7 separate regions of the Mus musculus genome follow, and all the other regions are linked to region 1. A link is a contact called in ENCODE Hi-C data. All regions are on one chromosome and are shown on one strand. Each heading gives the region's core, a stretch centred on a gene start or an enhancer-like site at or near the end of the contact. The rest is flanking DNA. Distances are from core to core; before and after follow the strand shown.

The links. A loop is a pair of places that touch in the nucleus more often than their neighbours do.
Region 2: a map of T-helper 2 cell shows a loop between it and region 1 (9-fold over the local background). The contact joins the enhancer-like site here to the promoter of Gsdma in region 1. A Hi-C loop is called at or near these places in 2 of 37 maps with a recorded cell type or tissue (T-helper 17 cell and T-helper 2 cell).
Region 3: a map of T-helper 2 cell shows a loop between it and region 1 (11-fold over the local background). The contact joins the promoter of Xbp1 here to the promoter of Gsdma in region 1. A Hi-C loop is called at or near these places in 3 of 37 maps with a recorded cell type or tissue (T-helper 1 cell, T-helper 17 cell and T-helper 2 cell).
Region 4: a map of T-helper 17 cell shows a loop between it and region 1 (11-fold over the local background). The contact joins the promoter of Ccdc117 here to the promoter of Gsdma in region 1. A Hi-C loop is called at or near these places in 2 of 37 maps with a recorded cell type or tissue (T-helper 1 cell and T-helper 17 cell).
Region 5: a loop to region 1 is called in a map of regulatory T cell, with 10 times the contacts of the local background. The contact joins the promoter of Urgcp here to the promoter of Gsdma in region 1. A Hi-C loop is called at or near these places in 2 of 37 maps with a recorded cell type or tissue (T-helper 17 cell and regulatory T cell).
Region 6: a map of T-helper 2 cell shows a loop between it and region 1 (9-fold over the local background). The contact joins the promoter of Ube2d-ps here to the promoter of Gsdma in region 1. A Hi-C loop is called at or near these places in 2 of 37 maps with a recorded cell type or tissue (T-helper 1 cell and T-helper 2 cell).
Region 7: a loop to region 1 is called in a map of T-helper 1 cell, with 11 times the contacts of the local background. The contact joins the promoter of Aebp1 here to the promoter of Gsdma in region 1. A Hi-C loop is called at or near these places in 1 of 37 maps with a recorded cell type or tissue (T-helper 1 cell).

The regions. Positions count from the first base shown.
Region 1 is chr11:98,663,087-98,665,611 of GRCm38, forward strand. It overlaps Gsdma (gasdermin A), which reads left to right and starts at 1,265. Exons shown (of 12, transcript NM_021347.4): 1 at 1,265-1,352.
Region 2 is chr11:5,420,793-5,423,317 of GRCm38, forward strand. The region is part of intron 1 of Znrf3 (zinc and ring finger 3); the gene reads right to left. Among named protein-coding and RNA genes, the nearest start is that of Znrf3, 23 kb to the right of the region's middle. Within about 2 kb of position 1,258, at least 2 of the 3 ENCODE cell types and tissues checked have a DNase peak (open chromatin) inside an H3K27ac peak, as active enhancers do.
Region 3 is chr11:5,519,382-5,521,906 of GRCm38, forward strand. It overlaps Xbp1 (X-box binding protein 1), which reads left to right and starts at 1,260. Exons shown (of 6, transcript NM_001271730.1): 1 at 1,260-1,819. The coding sequence starts at 1,614.
Region 4 is chr11:5,540,953-5,543,477 of GRCm38, forward strand. It overlaps Ccdc117 (coiled-coil domain containing 117), which reads right to left and starts at 1,265. Exons shown (of 5, transcript NM_134033.2): 1 at 925-1,265; 2 at 421-471. The coding sequence starts at 1,106.
Region 5 is chr11:5,739,914-5,742,438 of GRCm38, forward strand. Urgcp (upregulator of cell proliferation) reads right to left here and starts at 1,263. Exons shown (of 6, transcript NM_178623.3): 1 at 1,184-1,263. The coding sequence starts at 1,197.
Region 6 is chr11:5,760,887-5,763,411 of GRCm38, forward strand. It overlaps Ube2d-ps (ubiquitin-conjugating enzyme E2D, pseudogene), which reads left to right and starts at 1,264. Exons shown (of 7, transcript NR_015577.1): 1 at 1,264-1,354. It also overlaps a transcript of Urgcp not described here.
Region 7 is chr11:5,860,602-5,863,126 of GRCm38, forward strand. Aebp1 (AE binding protein 1) reads left to right here and starts at 1,265. Exons shown (of 21, transcript NM_009636.3): 1 at 1,265-1,797. The coding sequence starts at 1,551.

The DNA of each region.
Region 1 (2,525 bases), core at 15-2,514:
TGAAGGATGGGGACCAGAGAGGCAGAACAAAGTGTGGAAGGATTCTGAGAAAGTAAAGTAATAAAGTTTTAAAGATATTTTTGCAGAGTGTGAGACTCTTTCCTCACTCCTACCAGTCCCTAAGGAAATCTCCAGGAAACTGCTTCTTCATATGGCCTTGCAGTAAATCACATAAATTGTAATTTAGAGACCTGCCTGTGTGTGTAGAATCCTCTTTTAAGTGATTTCCAAGGAGCAACTTTAATAAGATAATGGGGGCTGGAGAGATGGCTCAGAGGTTAAGAGCACTGACTGCTCCTCCAGAGGTCCTGAATTCAAATCCCAGCAACCACATGGTGGCTCACAACCATCAGTAATAGAATATGTAGTCCTCTTCTGGTATGTCTGAAGAGAGCAGCAGTGCACTAACATGAGAGAGAGAGAGAGAGAGAGAGAGAGAGAGAGAGAGAGAGAGAGAGAGAGAGAGAGAGAGAGAGAGAGAAAGTTCCTGAATGACCTACAGGGAGACAGCTGAACGCCCACAGCATACATCCTGGGCTGTCCGTCATCTCACCGCTGAGATCCACCTCTGCCTGTGTGTGAGCATATATTCCATATACTTAGAGATGCTTCCAAATTATAGAAGGCCATATGAGCTCACTCTATCCTGCCTCCTCAGACTTCTGTGCATACTGGTACCAAGTTATGCATGTGTAGCCAAGGCACATATACACATAGAGAGAGGTAAGAATCAGCAGGCTGATGCATACAAAGTTGAAGGGCAGATTTTCAGCTGCTCTGCTGCCTGTAGTCCCTGAACATACAGGATTTCTTATCACTTATCATTTCCACAAGGCCTCAGATGAATGGCAGGTGCTTCCAGATGACATCAGGGCAGTGATCCACCCTGTATCACCCCTGCACACAATTACACGCATGCATGAGTACACACACACACACTCACATGCACACTCACACACAAATAAGCATAAGTGCATACACACACGCACACAGCCAATTCCCACTGCCTCCCTTCCTCCCCAGTCTATAAGCAAACTTTCAGTCCCCCTTCTTTCTGTCTCAGCCCCAGCAACACAGACACCTGCCTGGCATCTTTTTACCCACCCCCACAGGACCTGAGGCGGGGCACTTCAAACAGGTTGATGCTGTTCTCCTGGAAGTGGAACAAAAAGGGGTGGGGTCATTGTGGGAGGCGGGGTCTGTGGGAGCTTACATCCCCGCCTCCATGGAGGCATAAAGCAGCCAGTCCTGATAAAGGACAGCCAGTCATTCCCTCACCCTATAGACAGAACGAGCTCTGGTTCCTCACCACACACCAGCTGCCAGACAGGATCCAGCATCACCCTTCCCTGGTAAGATCAATGATGGCTGAGGAGGCAGGGGGACATTCTGGGGAACCAGGGGAAGGTTGGGGCCAAATGGGCATGGGATTTCTTATCCTTTATCATGGCCATAAATCTCCCTGCATTTTACTGGGGGTAGGACTCATAGTAGGCCTTAGAGAGAAGAGAGGCAGCCCTTTGAGTGCCACTCTGGTGAAGGGTAGGTCCTTCTAGGTACACTCAGTTGGTCTCTGGAGGGACATAGGCCATCCCAACCCTTCCAGGAACAAGGGCTGGAAAGTATATTGTAGATGGCAGGATGGCCCCAACATCTCTGTGTGCTCCTTCCTGTTTCCCTGCCTCTGTCAAGTACTACAGAAAGGTGAGGCCCATGGAGGCTAGCTGATGTGTCTGATCTCTTCCACCCACCAGGAAAACCTGGGTGTGTCTCCTGGATCCCCAGGTGAGATACCTCGACTTCAAAGACAGAGTCCTAAACTGTCAAACTTGTGATCCTTGCAGGCCCCACATCCTCTTGGTCCCTCTCCCTCCAGCATGTCTCCCAGGACCAAGCTCACTCTTTCTATCCTTGTTTCTACCAGACATGGTGCTGATGCTGTAGAGGTGACTCAGGCCCATTTCCTGCCCTCAGGAAAGTCACAGTTGAGTAGGCAAGGCAGTCAGGTGAACAGATGGATGGTAACAAGATGAATTAGCAGGTGTTTCAGAAGTGGATATACAAGATGCCTTGGGAATGCAGGCAGAGTCACCAAAATGCCCAAAGGAGTAAAGGGGTGAGCAGGTGACATGAGTTGAGTCTTTTTTTTTCCTTCTTACTCCAGTCCTGCTTGCTCAGAGTCCAAAGATTGATTGATTGATTGATTGATTGATTGATTGATTATAAGTACACTGTAGCTCAGATCTCATTATGGATGGTTGTGAGCCACCACGTGGTTGCTGGGATTTGAACTCAGGACCTCCAGAAGAGCAGTCTGTGCTCTTAACTGCTGAGCCATCTCTCCAGTCCTTCAGTTGAGTCTTATAGGACAAATACGAATTCTTTCTATTGGAAAGGGGATATATCGTAAGCAGAACTAACAAAGGCAAAGAAGTAGTTGGGAGAGAGGAACTAGGAAATTTGCCCACTTATACTGGTGTTGCTAGGAGGTGGGTGGGAAGGAAATGGAGGGTGCAAACAAGTGT
Region 2 (2,525 bases), core at 8-2,507, about 93 Mb before region 1:
TCATAATCCACAGGCACAAACCCTAAACCAGCTTACACAGGTACTATATACATAGTACAGAATCTTCCCAAGTCCTTTTAGAAAAAGTTTTGTGATCAAGTATATTTGAGTAATGTCAGATTAAACAGATTTTTTTTCCTCCAGTAGGACTTTCAGGGATAATATAAAATAAATAAACATCATTTCTCAAAGTAAGTTCATAAAATTCTTTCACCCTAGATCATTCTGCAGTATTGCTATCTTTTAGAAGATACCTTGAGAAAAGCTCATCTTGGGCACACTTCACAGAAACCTACATATGGCTTAGAGAGTACACATCAAAATCGAGCACTGTAGAATACACCTTTAATCCCAGCACTAGGGAGGCAGGGGCAGATCTCTGAGTTCAAGTTCAGTGAGCTCCATGATAGCCAAGACTATATAGAGACCCTGTGTCAAAAACACAAACAAAAAAAGTACACATCTATTTATATACTGATGTCCTGAAATTTTATAATTTCCCAAGCCAAATTAAATCAAGCCATTTCAGGATGAGAGAATAGCTCCATAGTTAAAAGCACATACTGCTCTTTCAGAGGACCCAAGTTTGGTTCCTAGAACCCAAGTCCTGAGACTCAAAACTGCCTATAACTCTTACAGGAGGGGATCTGACACCCTGTTTTGACCCCATTGGAACCTGCACTCATGTGGCATATACAGACATATACACATGAATAAAAATGAATTAATCTTAAATCAAGGCACTCAATAAAGATCCAAGTTAGTGAGAACTTAAAAAAAAAAAAAAAAAAAAAAAAAGTGTCCTTGAGCCTAGAAGTCTTTGCCCATGCCCAAAAGAACTAAATCTCCCAGGCTCACTGAGACACTAGCAAAGGCCAGGAAGGCTTCCACCTCACTTCCCTGAATGACCCTGTGAGAATGGAGCTAACAGAAGGGCTTTTAGACTCCCAGCTGTAAAATCTAGCACAGTTAAAAAGATAAGGTTCAACTGTAATCCAACACAGCTAAAAAATAAGGAATAATAATTAAAGACTTGGGAGTGCTTTTTGTTGTTGTTGTTGTTTTCTTTTCTTCTGTTTTCTAAGGGGAAAAAAGGAGTAGGCAAAGGAAAGTAACATCCAATGGAGCTGACACTGTGAGAAGCAGGATAAGAAAACCCAGTTAAACACTCCGAGGAAAACCCTGCCTGCACTGGCCTGGTTCATTCTGCACCTCTTGCCCTAAATAAAAAAGCTGACACGTGCTTCAGTTCTGGCTAGAACAAGCACTGTTTCTGGAACAGCTCCACCTTGGTTACGTGTTTCTACTTTAAACATTCCACAGTTGCTGAAGGCCTCCCAGGAGCATCTGCTCCTGTTTCTCCTGCAGAAAAGTGTTTGTTTAGTTTGATTACAACTTTGAAGAGGGAGAGAAATTCTGGCTCAGAGAATTTAATGGCGGGCCCTTCTCTTACATAATTTGTAAACAAACAGAGTTTATCCCAGTGTGGCTCATTTGGCTCACTAGCTGTATTAAAAGAAAAAAAGAAAAAAGAAAAAAAAAATCCTCATTCAATTTGGAGAAGCCACAATAACACCCATCAATAGCCAGAAAAATGTCCAAACCAACCTATCACTCTATTGCCTAATACTAAGGCTAGGGGTGGGACATGCTTACAAGCTCTCTGCTAAAACCGAGGTCTGCCCATTGACATCCCCAGACTGAAGGGTGAGGAGCAGAACTTGAAAGATGCCTGATCAACTGTTCTCCAGAAGTCACCACACTCTCCTGGTCTACTTTCAAAACCTCAGAAAATAAGTTGAGCCAAGGTCAAATGCCATACAACAGCAATTTTCTCCCAAGGTGCTGTGAGTGGCTAAGTGTACAAGCAGAAAACAATTTGTCATAAATAATCCTAAAAGCCAAAGCTGTTGTATTTATCTTTAATAAAGTGAATTTAAGACTGTCAAAAGAACGTGACTCCCTGACATTCCAAATTATTTTCTTCATAGGAGTAACTGCTAGAACAGCCCCTGCATACTGCTGCTGTAGAGCATGGGCAGGAGGGAGGTCAAGCCATCAAAACTCTAGCAGTAAACATGGATGCCATCTGTGTTCTGCCTGAGGGGCTCACCTCTGCCTGGTTGTATTCATAGTCATCCTTAACTTCTAAGCTATGTGTCCTCCCTCTCTAGTTAGGTGCTCTTTCCCACTTAGATGAAATCCAGCTACAGGTCTCAGATTCCTGGCAGGACTCTGACTTGAGGCCACATGCCCCAAGTTCACATGCCTGCCAGTCTACAGATGGCAGGACTGAGGATCAGGAGAGAAGAGCTGGTTCCCCCTTAGGTCTCATTTCACTGTTATGATTCTGGCCATTCCTCACATGGTCTTTCCTTTCTCCTGCTTTGCCTTGAGCTTATCTACACCAGATGACTCTGATATACACAGCAAAAATAAGCCCCTACTCAGTGCCAACCCAGCCTGGATCTCAGCAAAAGAAGTGGGGTATCAGGGCAAATCCAAGAACAGGCCTTCCTTAAATG
Region 3 (2,525 bases), core at 10-2,509, about 93 Mb before region 1:
CTGGGACCATGGGGGCTCACAGAGCCTGGGCCACTGACAAGGAAACCTACAGGAGCTGAACTTATCCCCCCCACCCCCATCTGTAGCAAACGTGCAGCCTGGTCTGTATGTGGGTCCCCTAACAAGTGGAGTGGAGCTATCTTGGTCTCTGTTCCCTGCCATTGGATCCCCTCCGCCTCCCTGGACTGCCTGGTTGGGCCTCAATGGGAGATGTTGTACCTAGTCCTGCTGAGACTAGATGTCCCAGGGTAGGGTGGTATCAAAGAGGTATTCTCTAAGGAGAAGGGGAGGGAGCAATGGGGGGGGGGGATTTGTAAGGGTGGGACTAGGAAGAGGGGGCTATGATTGGGATATAAAGTGAATAAAAAATAAATTATTGGAAATAGGAAAAGGAAAAAAAATACTAATGTAGGGGTGGCTGTGTAGGTGAAAAACGCCCAGCACCCAGGTGAAAGGTTGGCAAGGCTGAGCCTGATCGTAACCCCAGTGGCAGAGAGCAGAGACAAGCAGACCATGGAGGTGTAATGGCCAGCCAGCATAGCCTCAGGGGCAAGCTTCAAGTGCACTGACTCTTATAAGGCGGAAAGCAATAGAAGAGTACACTCTCCCCCACCCCATCCCATCCCCTGAAACCTATTTCCACCCCCTCCTCACTCCCATTCCCTAATGAAAGGAATACTAAAGTCTGGAGGTATATATAGCTCAGTGGTATCTCTAGTTCCACAGTAAAGGGGAATAGTGGAGTGCTAGAGCATTAGGTTCTGGGGTCTGGCTCCAGCACAGCAAAACAAAGACAACAGTGATAAAAGCTCATACCAGAAGAGATCAGAAATAAGAAGAAAAACGAAACCACATGTATTCTCACTATGCAGACTTTATTTACTAATCCCTTACTACATGCTAGCCAAGGCTCTAGTGTTTTCTTTTAAAGTTATTAATTTATATCAATTAATTTATATGAAATAGGGTTTGATCTATAGCCCCAGCTGGCCTAGCTAGACCTCCCTATGTAGCCCAGGCTGCTCTCAAACTGGCAATAAAGTGCTGAGATTACAAGTGAGTACTACCCTGCTACATTTAGTTTTGCAATCATCTCATTTTCTAAAGACTCATTTTGTGAAAATTTCCCAGGTGTGTGTGTGTGTCCGCTAACCCTAAGCCGGATATGCCACCAGTTCAATTTTCTGCTGTACTGGGAAGTGGGGGGGGGGGGGGGACGGGACGGGGGACGTAGCGCCGGACATTAAAATGGGGTCGGGCTAGGGTAAAACCGTGAGACTCGGTCTGGAAATCTGGCCTGAGAGGACAGCCTGGCAATCCTCAGCCGGGGTGGGGACGTCTGCCGAAGATCCTTGGACTCCAGCAACCAGTGGTCGCCACCGTCCATCCACCCTAAGGCCCAGTTTGCACGGCGGAGAACAGCTGTGCAGCCACGCTGGACACTCACCCCGCCCGAGTTGAGCCCGCCCCCGGGACTACAGGACCAATAAGTGATGAATATACCCGCGCGTCACGGAGCACCGGCCAATCGCGGACGGCCACGACCCTAGAAAGGCTGGGCGCGGCAGGAGGCCACGGGGCGGTGGCGGCGCTGGCGTAGACGTTTCCTGGCTATGGTGGTGGTGGCAGCGGCGCCGAGCGCGGCCACGGCGGCCCCCAAAGTGCTACTCTTATCTGGCCAGCCCGCCTCCGGCGGCCGGGCGCTGCCGCTCATGGTACCCGGTCCGCGGGCAGCAGGGTCGGAGGCGAGCGGGACACCGCAGGCTCGCAAGCGGCAGCGGCTCACGCACCTGAGCCCGGAGGAGAAAGCGCTGCGGAGGTGGGCCCGGCGGGCAAGGCTGGGGCGCGGGGCGGCAGGACTGGGATTGGGACTCTCTCGTGTGTGCCAGCTGGTGGGCTCCGTACGGTGGGTTAGATTCACCTCTAGTGTCTAACCTGGGAAGCGGAGCTGAGGGGGATGCCCCTCCGAAGGTCTGCGTCGGGGGTGTGTGCAGGAGCTCCCGACACAGGCACAGAAGAAGGTGCCCGACGCCCAGTCCTCTGTAAATGCTCGCTCTTTGTGGTCGTAGGGTAGGAACCGCTCCAGCTGTCATTGCAGCCACTTGGGAACCCCACCCTGGGAACCGAGTCCACAGCGTCCGGCATCCCGAGAGTTTGGCTTGGGGAGGGACAGTTGGTAGCGTCCCCGCCGCCTTCACGGATATCGCTCTAGCAAGGAGCCTGTGGGACGGAATTGGACCCAGAAAGTAGCGGGGGAGGAGGGAAGAAGCATATGACGCAACGGGAATGTATCAGCCCGGTGGTAAAATGAGATCCGGGTGGACAGCCGCACGGGAGAGAATCAAGCAAGTCTTCAAGGCCTGTGGATAGAAAGCAGCGTGTGTATGCGTGTGCGTGTGCGTTTTGATAGGAGCTTTAAGCGTGTTTACTTGCTAAGCCTTATTCTGTAAAGTCAACGAAAGCACCAGCTGGCCACGTCTACAAATGAAGACACATGAAAGCTGGAGATGACTCAGTTATGTTCC
Region 4 (2,525 bases), core at 15-2,514, about 93 Mb before region 1:
CAGGCGATCTTAACAAAAACCAACAGGTAGACCTTGTATATACTCATTTGGAATAAGCTACTCCAAAGCATTGCAGAGTGACCAGGTATCTGGCTACAAAATTTGTAAGTTTCTGGACTCTTCCTAAGGAGAAAGAGAACAGGTTACATGGTTACTACCTCCGCGGAGAACACCAACCCTTCCAATACAGAGCCTAGGATTTTCTTTTTGTTTTGGTTTAATACTTTTGTGTCTGAAATGACAGTTTAAAATGCATGCGCATTTTCCTCTACCTGCCCGCCACTCAGTTTCTGCCCCTAAAAGGCAAACAATGTCAGCAGTTTAAAGAGATACATGTGCTTCACCGTTTTCACTTCAAATAGGATACACGTGTTAAACTAACCGCGACCACAAAGAGGACAAATTGGTCTGGATACTTACTCATCATCCTCCGCCAACCGCTTGTGTTTCTTTCTACAGTGAATGGAAACACTGTTGGAACAAACAAAAACAAACCAGTCACTCACGACTGGAACGTAAATGTAACGTTTCTGCACCATGTATTTGTCGCCTCACTCATCCGGATCTCCCGCCACAAATTGAACATTCCTTCCTTGGCCGTGATAGACCCACACAGGTCCCAGGTGATCACGATTTGCCAGGGGCTCCGAATAAAATAACCTCAGACAAGAAAATCTGAAGTTGTCACTTCTGTCGGGGCAGTGACAGTTGAGCACTCGCTCCAAACCCATTTCTGCCCCCAACATTGCCGATGAGGGACCCAAGTGTCCCAGAGGCATTCAAAGTTGTCCCGGCCGGCAGCCGGCGGCCGCGCGTGTGGAGGGAAGCGTCCAGGCCGAAGAACCCTCGAGGGTCGCCCGCCCTGCGCCCCGGGACTCACGGTTAACGTCCCGAGAGGTTAACGGGCCCGCCCCGCCTGCTCACCGTCCGCGCGCTGTTCTCCCGCCCGGGCTGCTCGGCGCGCCGCGGACACCGGGCCGCGGGGCCAGGTCATGGCCGGCGGCTCCTGGCGGGAAGGCCCGGCCCGCGAAGGCCGGTGGCGGCTGCAGGAAGTCCGCGCTGCCGCTCAGAGGGAGGCCGCTGAAGGGCCGGCCGAGGGCTGCCATGGCTTTCCAGACGAGGCTGCGTCCGCGACCCCAGTCGTTCGTTTTCCCAGACTCCGCAGTGGCCGCCACCAACGCTACCCACGATTACCTGCCTCTGAGCCCTCTTCGGCCCCCCAACCTCACGCCTTCTAGAACCCTCCACTCCGGACCGCCCAGAGACACGTCGGGATTTGTTGTGTATAGAGGGCCGCTGTCGTGAGGCATGCCGGGAGTTGTGGTCCTTAAGGACTACAGGCAAGATGGCCGGGGGTGTACCGGACGAATTGCAGGAGGTCAGGTCGCCCTCACCCGGCCAGAATGACAGACACCCAATCCCTATACAGAACGTTTGAGCTGGGCGTGGTGGATTCCCAGCTCTTATCAGGTGGAGGCAGGATAATCAGACACATTCAAAGCCAGACTTTGACTAAGTAGCATGGTCTAGGCTAGCCTAGTCTACGTGGGACCCAGTCCAAAATAAAAAGTTACACGTTTCTGTTTCTTCTGTAGTAAACAGGATAAGAAAAAATGTTTTCAGAGTTGAAGTGAGTAGTGAATGAATTAAAAATCTAGAGGTGGGGCTGGGCATAGTGGTGCACACATTTAATACCAGCACTTTCTGGGCAGAGGAGGGAAAATCTCTGAATTCTAGGTCAGTCTGGTCTACATAGTGACTTCCAGGCCAGCCACTGTTACGAAACAAAATATAAAAAAAAAAAATGCCTAGGAGTGGGACCTGACAGCTGGAGTTATTATTCTAGAATCTATGGTGAAAGGAAAACCAACTCTAGAAACTTGTTCTTGAACTTCCTTTCGTGGGGTGGGGGTGGGGACTGGCTTGGTTTTGTTCCCTGGTTACACATGCACTCTCATGCACACATATAACAATAACAAATAGAAAATTAAAAGCTAATAAAACTCCGAGAGGGAAGTGCAGCTGAGTGGTAGGGTGCATGTACTCCACCACAATATTTATACATGAAGCAGGTGGATGTGTGGCACATACTTCCAGTCAATCCCAGCTATAGGGAGGTTGAAGCAAGAGAATGGTTGAGTTCAGCCTTAACAACAAAACAGGATGTCAAGGCTTAGAAAACTCTACATGTGTGTACTTGTAATGCTATCTTTCAATTGTTTCTGTGTTTTATCATAAATGAAATTTTTGATGTATTGGATCCCATGGACAATTACTAAAACCCCCAGAGATTGGGAGAGCAATTGGAGGGGAAAAGCAGAAGTTCAGCCTTGTATATCCAAAGATGGTTAATAATGTCCCCTGCTTAGGTTGGACCAATGGAGTGGAGGATTGATTGGTCAGTCCTACCACTGATCATCCCCCATTTTTTTCTGCCTTAAAGAATGATCCCATCACTCATCACTGAGTGGCTTATACCATTGTCAATGCCATTTAGCCAAAGATTTATCAAGGACACACCAGTA
Region 5 (2,525 bases), core at 13-2,512, about 93 Mb before region 1:
GGTCCAAAGCCTGGCCTGCCCAGGATGGATCACAGTTTATTCTCCTTATGAGCTCAAAGTACTGGATACCCAGCTGGCATTGAAAAAGGCCTGGTCTCAGAAGTGCCTGCTTGCCCTCGAGCCTAGAAAGGCATTAGGCAGGTGGAAATTGCCCATGATCTGACTGGCGCCTGCAGGCCTGGATCAAGTTCAGATTGCTTCATTCACCTTCATTCAGACCACTGTACCGAGCCAAATCACTCCCTAGCATAGTGAAGTCTGCCTTTGTGGGAGAGCTAACTTCTACATGCTTCCCCCAGAAGTCCTCCTGCACCTGTAAGTCTTCTAACTGCAATGATACACAGCGTGGGCTGCTACCAGTACTACTGGGTCTGAGACCCTCTGAATGATGGCGTACAGTCAAAAAGATGTTTACCACCTATAGCGATGACCTTGAGACCCATTTTCCTTTCTGTGACATAAAAGCATTAGTCCAATCATGTCATTTCAGATCTCATAACCAGTAAAATCAAATCAAACGGTAGTAATGAACTGTTGAGAAAATGAGAAAAAAATACAAACTATGTGTCACTATATAATTTCCTAAGAACACTATTTGGGAGAGAGAACGAGCACTAGGAAAGAGGTAATACCAGAACAAGTGTAGCCATCCCACAGAAGCACCCCCACCCCCACCCCAACACAGGCAGTCTTAGATCCCGAATCCGCTTTTTCACTCTGGACAAGGGTCCAGTCCAGCTGAGCCCCACTTGCCCTGACGTGGGACAGCCTGGGGATGTCCCCTAATGACTGTGAACCCAAGCATCAACTTCCAACGCAAGCAAGTCTAAACGCCAGAAACACACGTCAGGCCTGCTAAGCCGCTCTGCGGCCTCAGCCGAGCCCTAGGACCCCGAGTCCCCTCCCGCAGCTTCCTTGCTGCCCCTCTCCAGAACCCGTTTCTCCGGCCCTGACCGGCCGCTGTCCTGGCTGGTCCTGCCCGCGGCCCTGCCGGGAGACCCTGGCCCGGCTACGACCGCCCAAGGTCGGCGGGGGAGGCCGCGGGTCGTGGACAGGCACCTGGCGGGACAGAGTCAGCCGGGGTCCGGCCGAGGCCAAGGGGGCGCCGGGTGGTGGACACGCACAGTTCCGCCCGCCCCTCGCCCAACAGGCGCCCCCCGCACACCCGGAGCGCCTCACTCACCCCGGCGACGCCATGAGCGCAGCGGCCTGGGCGCTCCCGCCTCCTCCGCTGCTTGCGCGGCTGCCGCCGGGCGCCGGGGAGGGGCCTGTAGGCCGCCCCCGCCCGCTCCGTTAGGGCGTCGGGCGCCGTGGGCTGAGCTCAGTGGAGGGCAGGCGGGCGCCTGGGGCGAGGGAGAGGACGCCCTGGGCCCAGAGCACTACCTACGGCAGCCACCGGCCAGGCCGGCCCGCTGCCCGGAGGCTGGAACTCACCTGCGGAGCCAGACCTGCCCTGGGGCCACTGACAGCTGCCAGACTGCTGGACACCACCCTCTAGTCCCCGCATTCTGATGTTAATTTCTGTAAGAAACGCACTTTCCTCTACCTCTGGGGTGTACAGTGTTGCTGTTCTAAAGGAAAACAACATCTCTCCTGCTACTAGTTCGCAGCGGGGTGGAGTAATGTTGGCCTCTGAGCTGGTTTCCCACTTTTTTTTTAAGTGTGTATATTAAGCCTTATCTTGTATTACATAGAAATAAAAAGTTTAGAACTTGTGCAGTGGGGTTTCCCAGAATCACCTACAAGCTATGAATATTTAGGCATGTAAAATTTTGAGGCTTGGTTCCAGCCCCTGCTAAATTAGTTTCAAAGACAAATTATATCTTTTAAGAGAAAATACCTAATTTAAAGAAACAAACTCTGGACTATGCAGTGCAAACCACTGCTGGTGGCATTTTTGTGTTATCACATTAAGTTGTTTTTTCAATTTATTTTTTTCATACAGTGCATTTTCCTTTCTGTGACATAAAAGCATTAGTCCAATCATGTCATTTCAGAACTCATAACCAGTAAAATCAAATCAAACGGTAGTAATGAACTGTTGAGAAAATGAGAAAAAAAATACAAACTATGTGTCACTATAATTTCCCTTCCCAGCTCCTCCCCACCTTCCTACCTTCAAGTTCTTTTTCTTTATTTTCATTGAGACAGGTTCTCTGTTTAACACTGTCCTGCCAAGAGCTTGCTGTGTAGACCAGGATGGCCTTGAATTCATGGAGTTCCACCTGCCTGCTTTTTCTCCAGAGTGCTGAGATTAAAAGTGTGCACCACCATGCGGGGCAGGGCCCAACATTGAGATAGTATTCTCTTCACCACTAAGAATATTAAACACCGGGCTGGAGAGATGGCTCAGTGGTTGAGAGCACTGAATGCTCTTCCAGAGGTCCTGAGTTCAAATCCCAGCAACCACATGGTGGCGCCCAACCATCGGTAATGAGATCTGACGCCCTCTCCTGGAGTGTCTGAAGACAGCTACAGTGTATTTACAGATAATAAAATAAATAAATCTTAAAAAAAAAGAATAT
Region 6 (2,525 bases), core at 14-2,513, about 93 Mb before region 1:
AGAGTAGAATGCCAGATATATGACAGAGTAAATGCTACTCTTTGTGCCTTACTGCTTTTGGTGCAAGGTCTCTCACTGAACTGGAATCTCACTATCTATGCTAAGGTAGCTCCAGGGATCCTGTCATGCCGGCTACCCAGTGCTGGGGTTAGAGACATGAGTAGCCAACCTCACCTTTTCTGTGGGTACTAATGATCTCAGGGCCCCATGCTTGCACCACAAGCACTCCTATCTACTATCTCCTCAGCTCCTCTAGTTTTAGATTTTCCTTTGGGGATCTTTCTCTCTTTCTTTCTTTCTTTCTTTCTTTCTTTCTTTCTTTCTTTTTTTGGTTTTTCCAGACAGGGTTTCTCTGCATAGCTCTGGCTGTCCTGGAACTCACTTTGTAGACCAGGCTGGCCTTGAACTCAGGAATCCGCCTGTCTCTGACTCCTGAGTGCTGGGATTAAAGGTGTGCGCCACCACGCCCGGCTTTTTTTTTTTTTTTAAGACATGGTCTTACTCTGCAATCCAGGCTGGCCTCAAACTCACTATGTAGCCCAGTCTGGTGTTGGAACACCTTTGGTCCAGAGCAACTGCACTAGCATACCCTATTAGGTTTATCTGTCTGGAAACAATATATATGATTATTTATATAGAGAGTCCAGATTCTTTACTGTATGAGGCACGCTGATATTATGTATTTTGCCATATTCTATTTCATTTCCAAGATGTTGGCTACAATCTATTACACAGATTTTGTGACATACCACTAAGTTCTTTACACTTGGTCTTAAACAGTTCGATGTCTTGGGGAAAGGGAAGCAGAGTTTAGCTTGGGATGTGCACTTTCAGGCTGAGTCTCAATAGCGGCAGTGCATTGAAGCCAACTAAGTACTACTGAAAATGCAGCTCTCCAGACATGTAGATGCATCTGTGCTCAGCACCTACGCGTATTCAGAAATATCTGTAACACTTCTGCCCAGAAAGCATATAAAAGTGAATGTATACTTACAGCGCTGACAACCACTAAGCTCAGGAGTTAAGTGACAGCCTGGGGAGGAGCCCAGGGAGGGGCAGAGAGCATAGCGTGTGGCACCTGCGGTTTCAGGCATGTCCTGGTGCCCAGGCCCCTCGCCTAGCAGAAACCAGAGCCACAGGGCCGTGACCGTGGCCGAGTAACTGACCGTGCGCGACTCCGTGGTCAGACCCAGGACTGCTGCGCGCACTAGCTACCCACAGCGCACCGCGGCGCGCACGCGTAGAGCGCCGTTCCCGGCGTGCAGCGTTGCGGCCCAGGCGGCCGTCTTAGTCTGCCCCGCAGGGCCGGTGGGGCACGAGCAGCGGGAACATGGCTCTAAAACGGATCCAGAAGGTAAGAGTGGCGGAAACGGGGTCCTCCCGCCCGTCCACTCTGCGGGCTGTCGCAGCGAATAGAACCCCGCGGCTGAGGTGCGGCAGGGCGCACTGACACTTGCCCCGCGCGAGTTCCGCCGCGGTCGGCGCAGACTTAGGAGGTGGCTGAGTGCCTCTGGCGGGCGACTCGCGGGGGCGGAGTCATGCGACCGGGTCACGTGCGCGCGCAGCTTTGGGCGGAGTTTAGGGAAGCAGAGGGGTGTCTCCCAGGGTGCCTAGCACGAGAGGCTGAGCTGCGGGAGAATTTCATCCCGTAGGTTTGTATTAGCCCATTAACCTAGAGCCTGGTAATTGCATCTCAGAAAAAGAAGCCACCAATCCACCCTTTACCATTTGTTAACGTTTTAGCCTATCCACTTTTCGTCCTTTTCCTAAAGAAAATTATTTTATATTTCTAAGTTGTTTTTTGTTCCGTTTTGGTTTGGTTTGGTTTGGTTTTTTGAGACACGGCCTCCTGGCAGACCCAGAACTCGCTATGTAGACAAGGCCAGCCTCAAACTCACAGAGATCCTCCTGCCTCTGGTTGCCGAGGGGCGTGCACCACCATACCCTGCATTATACTGTAATTTATGATCCATGTTTTCACATAGTATTAATAGTTGGAATTTTTTTAAAGATTTATTTATTTATTTATTTATTTATTTATTTATTATATGTAAGTACACTGTAGCTGTCCTCAGACACTCCAGAAGAGGGAGTCAGATCTCGTTACGGATGGTTGTGAGCCACCATGTGGTTGCTGGGATTTGAACTCCTGACCTTCGGAAGAGCAGTCGGGTGCTCTTACCCATTGAGCCATCTCACCAACCCTAGTTGGGATTTTCTATACTGCAAAATGGTATTTATAACCTCTTTTTTAAAGGATTTGGGGCCGGGCGTGGTGTTGCATACCTTTTATCCCAGCACTTGGGAGGCAGAGGCAGACGGAGTTCGAGGACAGCCTGATCTACAGAGGACAGCCAAGGCTATACAGAGAAACCCTGTCTCGAAAAACCAAAAAAAAAAAAAAGATTTGCTCACTTATATGTGGGTGTAAGGTGCCCTGTGTAGGTGCCAAGAATCATACTCAGGAGCTCTGGAAGAGCAGTTCATGCCCTTAACCACTGAGCCATCTCTCCAGCCCTATGACC
Region 7 (2,525 bases), core at 15-2,514, about 93 Mb before region 1:
GCAGCAGCAGGTGGGTTTCTGAGTTCGAGGCCAGCCTGGTCTACAGAGCAAGTTCCAGGACAGCCAGAGCTACACAGAGAAACTCTGTCTCAAAAAAATCGAATAAACCAGAAAGGTGGTCCATTTAATATGCGTATAGTAAGTTGTGGACACGGAGTTCCCCTGCTGAGTCAGACAGCTAGGAGGGCTAAGATGGGTTAGACCCTCCCCCCCACACACACACACACACTCACACACACATCAGTTCTTGGCATAGTCTCCATGCTTCCTCAAGGAGAGCCAGAAAGGAGACTGCCGGGAGGGGCTTGCCTACTCCCTGAGAGCAGTGGGTTACAGAGCCCAGTACCCGAAAATTTCCCCTTTTTCTCCCTGCTCATGCTGGACAGAGAGGGTGAGGGTGAGGGTGAAAGACTGAGGAGGTGGCATCGTGTTGGTGTTTCTTGACCTGCTTTTTCTTTTTTCTCTTCCAGCTGAGATGTAAACTTTCCCATGTCAATCATCTGGGGGTCGCTATTCTTTTTTATCAGAGTGCCTCCCCACCTTGGTTGAAAGCTGCCTGCCACTGCCCTGGACCTATGGCTGCTACAAGCCCACGTTCACATCTTTAATCCTTCATGGGTAAATGCTCTGGCATTCCTGGGCTTAGCTATGATGGCCATTATGAGCCAGCCAACGTTTGTATTCTAGAAGCCATAGCTGAAGCTGTTGTAAACAATTTGTTGTTTTAACCGCTTCTGGTCAGAGGAAGGAGAGAAATAGCTATTACTCCACATTGGGACCTGAGCCCTGAGCTCTGAAGTGGGGCTCCTATCTCCATAAGGACAGCAGCTTGCTGAGAACAGCTTTTCACAGCCTTCCTCGCAAAAATTGGCTCCAAAGACCTGGGATGTTGGTGATAACTGGACAAAGGTGACACCTGTGCAAGCACACAGCAGGTGACACTTTGAAGAGCTAACCTCCAGAAAGTGGAAAGGAGGTGATCGCCAGTACCCTCGAGGGCCCTACTCCCTCCCTCCCCTAGCAATCTCCCTGGGCTCAGAGCAAAGGGCACAGCGGGTTAGAGCACAGGTCTCCTTAGACTCCGCACACTCCCTTCCCCATAACTGTTGCATTCTTTTCTCCCAGGCCTTCCTCCCCGCTAGGCGCCCTGCACCCAGACCCTCTAAACTGGGCGCTGACGCTGCTATTAGTCTGGGCTCCGTGCTGCTCCGCCTCCCTCCCCCGCAGCCCCCGGTCCAAGGCCGGCTCCTCCTCCTCCCCCTCCGGAAACCCGAAGCCCCCGCCCCGGCCAGGCCGTCGCAAGCGCTCTGGAGGGCGGTCCGCGTGAGAGCCAGCCACGCGGGGCAGGAGCGCCCAGTTGCTGCCGGAGCTGGGCCCGCCAGAACCTCTCCTGGAGCCCCTTGCTCTCCTTGAATCTCCCTTTCCCACCGCTTTCTGGATACCCTTGACGCCCACGTTCCTCGCGCCCTTTCCCGCCCCTACGCGGGGCGCTGCCCCTGCCACCCAAGTCCCTGCTCAAGCCCGCCCGGCTCCCGCGCGTGCCCAGAGCCATGGCTCCAGTGCGCACCGCATCCCTGCTCTGCGGCCTCCTGGCACTGCTGACGCTGTGCCCTGAGGGGAACCCACAGACGGTGCTGACGGACGACGAGATCGAGGAGTTCCTCGAAGGCTTCCTTTCGGAGTTGGAGACCCAGTCCCCGCCCCGGGAAGACGACGTGGAAGTCCAGCCGCTTCCCGAACCCACCCAGCGTCCCCGCAAATCCAAGGCAGGGGGCAAGCAGCGGGCAGATGTAGAAGGTGAGAACCTGGTGACATGGGTGGCCATGGCATCAAGTGAGCATACAGGGGCTCTGGAGGGTCTAGCCACTTCCCATGCTGCCCCGTGAGGAATGTCTCTCCAAGGCAACGCAAGGCAACACACTGCCAGGCAGCAGTTCTGTCCTGGAGTTTGGAAACCTGGAGGTGTGTGTTCAGCATAGGGTGGCGCTGGGCTTTTGAGGTCGCCCAAGTTGTTCATCCCAGGTCTCAAGAGAGTGTAGGTTTGGACGAGTGGGAAATTGTGATTCGCCTCTCCGAACTGGCCCTAGTCTCTTAGTGGCAAGCTTCAAGCCTAGGCATCTGCTTGCCTCCTCTTCTCCCACAGGAACACAGACAGGGGAGCGGGGTGAGGAAGACTTCCAGGTGAAAGTGGGCAGTCTGAGATGGTCAGAACTAAGCGAGGTGATAGCATCCCGGAGGCATGCAACCCCGAGCCTCTTATGCAATCGTTGTCAGTAAATCTTAGCTGTTTTTCATGGCCCTCTGGAGAGTGGCAACGGATCTTGTGATCTCTCTCCCAGGAGACTGTAAGGCACCATTCATCATTCCTGAGGTCAGCCACTCCCCCTCCGGCCCCCACTGCTGTAGATCTGTCCTGCTCTCCCTACCCTCACCTCCCTGCACACTTTGCCTCCAGCAACCAAGACGTTCTGGACATTGCCAAGTGACCCTGCTCCTGCTGCATGTTTTGCTGTATTCCCTGTGTT